Regions from separate parts of the Homo sapiens genome. Here region 2 is linked to region 1. A link is an interaction called in ENCODE POLR2A ChIA-PET data of the cell type or tissue named here. Cell type or tissue: OCI-LY7. All regions are shown on one strand. Each heading gives the region's core, and the rest is flanking DNA. Links, peaks and the distances in the headings are about the cores only.

What was found. ChIA-PET counts read pairs that join two places held together with the same protein. Peaks named below come from ENCODE experiments on the same cell type or tissue, not always from the same donor. Only the 100,000 strongest peaks of a DNase experiment are listed, where the experiment ranks them.
Region 2: POLR2A ChIA-PET joins it to region 1 with 5 read pairs; 2 of 35 experiments call an interaction of 5 or more read pairs at or near these places.

What each region holds. Positions count from the first base shown.
Region 1 is chr4:140,824,569-140,827,481 of GRCh38, reverse strand. No RefSeq gene overlaps it. Among named protein-coding and RNA genes, the nearest start is that of TBC1D9, 70 kb to the right of the region's middle. RefSeq lists enhancers at 737-1,257, 1,258-1,779 and silencers at 1,329-1,378, 1,529-1,578. In OCI-LY7, for the core only: no CTCF peak of the experiment used is centred there; a DNase peak (open chromatin) is centred at 1,451; H3K4me3 peaks cover 1,119 bases; H3K27ac peaks cover 1,961 bases.
Region 2 is chr4:140,549,506-140,552,418 of GRCh38, reverse strand. ELMOD2 (ELMO domain containing 2) reads right to left here. Exons shown (of 9, transcript NM_153702.4): 9 at 1-2,189. The coding sequence ends at 2,044. Among named protein-coding and RNA genes, the nearest start is that of UCP1, 18 kb to the left of the region's middle. In OCI-LY7, for the core only: no CTCF peak of the experiment used is centred there; no DNase peak of the experiment used is centred there.

The DNA of each region.
Region 1 (2,913 bases), core at 251-2,750:
ACTTTCTCTGTATCCTTGAGGAAAACATTTACCTAACTGAGCAATTTAGCATCAGATTCTTTGTCAATGAAATGAGATTAAGGTCTGATACCCAAATCAGTGATCATATGAATACAGCAGTGATGACCATGACTGGTACCTAGTAGGTGCTCAGTAAATGGTAACAAAAAGTAACATTTGTTCTTACTCCTTATTTCTTATCCCTAGGTTTCTCAGTTTCTCCATTTGTGGACTCTGGATAATAATCCTTCCTGACAACAAGATTCTTACAGAAATCATAATATTTAGCAACTTGAAAGTGCTTTGTAACACAGATATCAGATACAAATATAAAGGCATTCTTATCATAAGGGAAGTGATTAGAAAGTTCATTGTACCTCCATTTCCTACACCTACCTATGGCTCTCCAGAGCAGCAGCTTTGAGTGAAAGAACTAGCCACTCTTAAGCAAGTGGACACCAGCTCCAGTAGGACAAGTTCAGGTCCTATCCAAGTCACCCAAACTATGGGACAAACCCCTGCAAGATCCAGACCTCCAGCTCACTGTTAGGCATGCCCTGCACAAACTGGAAGCAAATTAGAGGAACCAAGACAACAATAGCCAGAAAAACAAAAGGTGCTCCACACAGTACACAAATGTGCATGTTTCATATATTGTCCGTGCTTGAATATGTTAGAAACTGAAATAGTGCGTTTGACACTGAAACCATGTATGCAGGAAGATTACACCTGTCATCACTTAGCTGTTGTCTAGAATTATTCTTGGTTACCACCTAACTGGTAGGAAATTCTCCTGCTCTGCACCGTGTCTTGCTGTTGGACCTAAAGAAGTTCTAATACATTGCCTGTGGTGCCAGCTACTCAGGAGGCTGAGGCAGGAGAATGGCATAAACCTGGGAGGCGGAGCTTGCAGTGAGCCGAGATCACGCCCCTGCACTCCAACCTGGGTGACAGAGTGAGACTCCGTCTCAAAAAAAAAAAAAAGCAGGTGGAGCCAAGATGGCCAAATAGGAACAGCTCCAGTCTACAGCTCCCAAAGTGAGCGACACAGAAGACAGGTGATTTCTGTATTTCCAACTGAGGTACTGGGTTCATCTCATTGGGGAGTGTCGGAGAGTGGGTGCAGGACTGTGGTTGCAGCACACCGAGTGTGAGCCGAAGCATGGCGAGGCATTGCCTCACCCGGGAAGCACAAGAGGTCAGGGAATTCCCTTTCCTAGTTAAAGAAAGGGGTGACAGACAGCACCTGGAAAATCGGGTCACTCCCACCCTAATACTGCGCTTTTCCAATGGTCTTAGCAAACGGCACACCAGGAGATTTTATCCCACGCCTGGCTCAGAGGGTCCTACGCCCACGGAGCCTTGCTCATTGCTAGCACAGCAGTCTGAGATCAAACTGCAAGGCGGCAGTGAGGCTGGGGGAGGGGCACCCGCAATTGCCTAGGCTTGAGTAGGTAAACAAAGCAGCCAGGAAGCTCGAACTGGGTGGAGCCCACCACAGCTCAAGGAGGCCTGCCTGCCTCTGTAGACTCCACCTCTCGGGGCAGGGCACAGCCAAACAAAAGGCAGCAGAAACCTCTGCAGACTTAAATGCCCCTGTCTGACAGTTTGGAAGACAGTAGTGGTTCTCCCAGCACACAGCTTGAGATCTGAGAACAGACAGACTGCCTCCTCAAGTGGGTCCCTGACGCCTGAGTAGCCTAACTGGGAGGCACCCCCAGTAGGGGCAGCCTGACCCCTCACACGGCTGGGTACTCCTCTGAGACAAAACTTCCAGAGGAACGATCAGGCAGCAACATTTGCTGTTCACCAATATTTGCTGTTCTGCAGCCCCCAATGTGGATACCCAGGCAAACAGGGTCTGGAGTGGACCGCCAGCAAACTCCAACACACCTGCAGCTGAGGTGCAGCTAACTGCAACACACCTGTTAGAAGGAAAACTAACAGACAGAAAGGACATCCACATCAAAACCCCATCTGTATGTCACCGTTATCAAGGACGAAAGGTAGATAAAACCACAAAGATGGGGAAAAAACAGAGCAGAAAAACCGGAAATTCTAAAAAATCAGAGCACCTCTCCTCCTCCAAAGGAATGCAGCTCCTCAACAGCAACAGAACAAAGCTGGACAGAGAATGACTTTGACAAGTTGAGAGAAGAAGGCTTCAGAAGATCAAACTTCTCCAAGCTAAAGGAGGAAGTTTGAACCCATGGCAAAGAAGTTGAAAACCTTGAAAAAAAATTAGACGAATGGATAACTAGAATAACCAATGCAGAGAAGTACTTAAAGGACCTGATAGAACTGAAAACCACGGCACGAGAACTACGTGACTAATGCACAAGCCTCAGTAGCCGATTCGATCAACTGGAAGAAAGGGTATCAGTGATGGAAGATCAAATGAATGAAATGAAGCAAGAAGAGAAGCTTAGAGAAAAAAGAATAAAAAGAAACGAACAAAGCCTCCAAGAAATATAAGACTATGTGAAAAGACCAAATCTACACCCGATTGCTGTACCTGAAAGTGACGGGAGAATGGAACCAAACTGGAAAACACTCTGCAGGATATTATCCAGGAGAACTTCCCCAATCTAGCAAGGCAGGCCAACATTCAAATTCAGGATATACAGAGAACACCACAAAGATATTCGTCAAGAAGAGCAACTCCAAGACACATAATTGTCAGATTCACCAAAGTTGAAATGAAGGAAAAAATACTAAGGGCAGCCAGAGAGAAAGGTCGGGTCCCATCAGACTAACAGCTGATCTCTTGGCAGAAACTCTACAAGCCAGAAGAGAGTGGGGGCCAATATTCAACATTCTTAAAGAAAAGAATTTTCAACCCAGAATTTCATATCCAGCCAAAATAAGCTTCATAAGTGAAGGAGAAATAAAATCCTTTACAGACAAGCAAAT
Region 2 (2,913 bases), core at 257-2,756, 280 kb after region 1:
CAGATTATTTTAAGCAAAAACAGAATGATACCTATAATGTACAAATGGAGGTGGATTTAAAGAACATATTATTGAGCAAGCTCTATAATGACATTTTCTTAACATCATCATAGTTTTTCTTCCTAGAAGGGAAAAAACTTACTTAAAATTTTCCCCTTCTTTACTTAAAGCATTCTTAAGTATATTGACAAATGTTTAAATCAGTTCAAGCTCTCAGCTGTTGGAAGATCAAAACACAAAGATAAGCATTTTCAACACAAACATCAAAAGATGAACAGAATTGCTTTCCATGTAATAGTTAATACCTTAATACAATGAACTTGTCAGGATTTTGCGACATATTGTATAGCTGGACAATAAAGCATGAAAATATTTTTTAAAAATTAAGTGAAGATATTCCCAAAGTTGAGATGTCCCCTACAAGAAACCAATTTTTAAATTCCTGTAATACTGAAAAGCTAAATTGCCACTATTGTAATAAAGTGAACCAAATTTTTAAAATAATTTTATCTTATTGAGAAACTAATTTTAACGCAAGCACTTTAAATGTATGTGCTATACAACACTGCATCTTATTTTCCAATTGGATATGTCTTACCACTCTTCTAACAAGTTTGAAAGAAAGAGGTCTGTCAACAGACACGAGCAAATACTTATAAAGTCTCAGGTCTTGCTCTATCACATACTAGCCAGTCCTTAAACACTTGATATATACCCACATTAAAAGGTGTGCTAAATATCGTCATGTTTTAGATGAAATTATGTCCTTAAAAGGTTGGTTTCTGTAGGATTTAAGGAGAACTTAAACTTTGCTGCTTTAAACTTTAGTTTTGCTATCAGTACAAATGTGTAAAACGCACCAAGAAGAAATCATTCCCATAAAAATCTCATCACTATATAATCGTTGACAGCACTTGCTGCCCTCCTGAGATTTTAGGAGAATAAAACTATATAAAATGCACAGTCATCAAGTCATCTTCAAGCTATTTTAGTATCCCACAAACCATTAACATAAAGTTCATACATGGTTATCTAAAAACACCATGGAGTCAAAGAGAAGCAAGAGTTAACAGTAAGTCAAATAAACCAATGATGTTTAACTGAGATTTTTTTAAAACTTAAGCTTTCTTAAGTTTCAAAGACAGTTTTACTTAAACAGAAACTGTCTTTTATAATCTTTTTGTCTTTTATATAATCAAGATTTTCTTGGCAAATACATCTCTTTTCGTAAACATACATAGGTAGAGAAGTTTCATATGTAGGTAGAGCGGTTTCATAAGCATACATAGGTAGAGAAGAAAACACTAAGGTTCTTTTCTACAACTGATAAAAAGCAAATACTGAAGATGAGAAAATGCCTTTAAGCTTTCAAATAACACTGTGGCATTTTAAAGTGTGTTATTTAAAAACAAAAAAGCTAGTCACCAATACTGTCATTCTCTCATCAGTTATGCTCAATAATCACAGAAACCCAAAAGGAGGCCCTAATTCTTTATTCTCTCTGCTGTATCTCTGCTCTATTTGCTACTAATGAAGCAACGTTATGACATGTAATTAAGATGCAAACAAAGAAAACCATAAAGAAACACTTGCTGTTAATTAACCTAGAAATAAAAATCAGACAAAATTAAAAACAGCCATTTCCAAACTAAAAACCAAAAAAATCTTAAAGAGCTTTGAAAAAGATACCAACTTGACCCTATAACACATAAAAACGAAAATTGATTTTACACATTTTAATCAATTTAATACAAATACCTGATTTATACTTTTACACCAACGGGCTAAGTCCCAAGTTCCAAACTGTAGTTCGCATGACTCTACAGAGGGGATCTTTGGAAGGATAAGGTACCTTTGGAGAACAGTGTATAAACAATTGTAAACATACACTGATTGTCCACTAGCTTTCTTAAATAGAATTTCTGAAATATTTTTGTAGGAAATTATATATAAGAGTGTAATTGATCAGATAATTCCTATTACAACATATAAATTCTGTTGAATGTGCAAAATGTGGTAGAAATAGAAGATACAGTGGATGATTTATACTTTTAAAGTAAGTGCTACATTACAATCCAGTAAAAGTCCTTTAATCTTTTCATGAAACTTCTCTCTATACAAATTGAAATACATAATGCTTTCTGGTTCTTCTTCAAACCAAAACTTGTCAAATTCATAGACAAGATAACCTGCAGTTAAAGAAAAACAAAACATTTAATCCTCAATGTTGAAATCACATTCAAACCGTCTCATCTTTACAAAGTATATAACCATCCTTTAAATTCCATATTAGAATACAATAATCAAAAGTAATCTCAAAACTATTAGAAGCCTGAGGGACTTAATAAGACTTAATAAACGATTTAGTGTATATTTACTATTTGTCTCAAAAATCAACAACGTCCCTCAAGTTTAAAAGATATAGTACTTTCACCTGGGAGCAGTGACTCATACCTGAACTCTCAGCACTTTCAGAGACTTAGGTGGGCAGATCGCTTGAGGCCAGGACTTAAGAGACCAGCCTGGGCAACATGGTGAAACCCCATCTCTGCAACAAACACAAAAATTAGCCAGGCATGGTGGCATGCGCCTATTGTCCCAGCTACTTGGGAGGCTGAGGTAAAGGTATCACTTGAGCCCAGGAGGTCAGGGCTTCAGTGAGCCGTGATTGTACCACTGCATTCCAGCTTGGTTGAGAACCTATCTCAAAAAAAAAAAAAAAAAAAAAAAAAAAAAAGATGTAGTACTTTCAAAAGATACCTTGAGAAAAGTTTCCCGAGAAACTTCCAAAGCACAAAAATGCAAGTAACGAAAAAATGTTGGATAAGGTTAAAGTGTAGGAAAGTTATTTCCTACTCGATTTCTAAATCTAAGAGTTATTTCTACTTTTTTTTCAATGAACTATCAGCATCT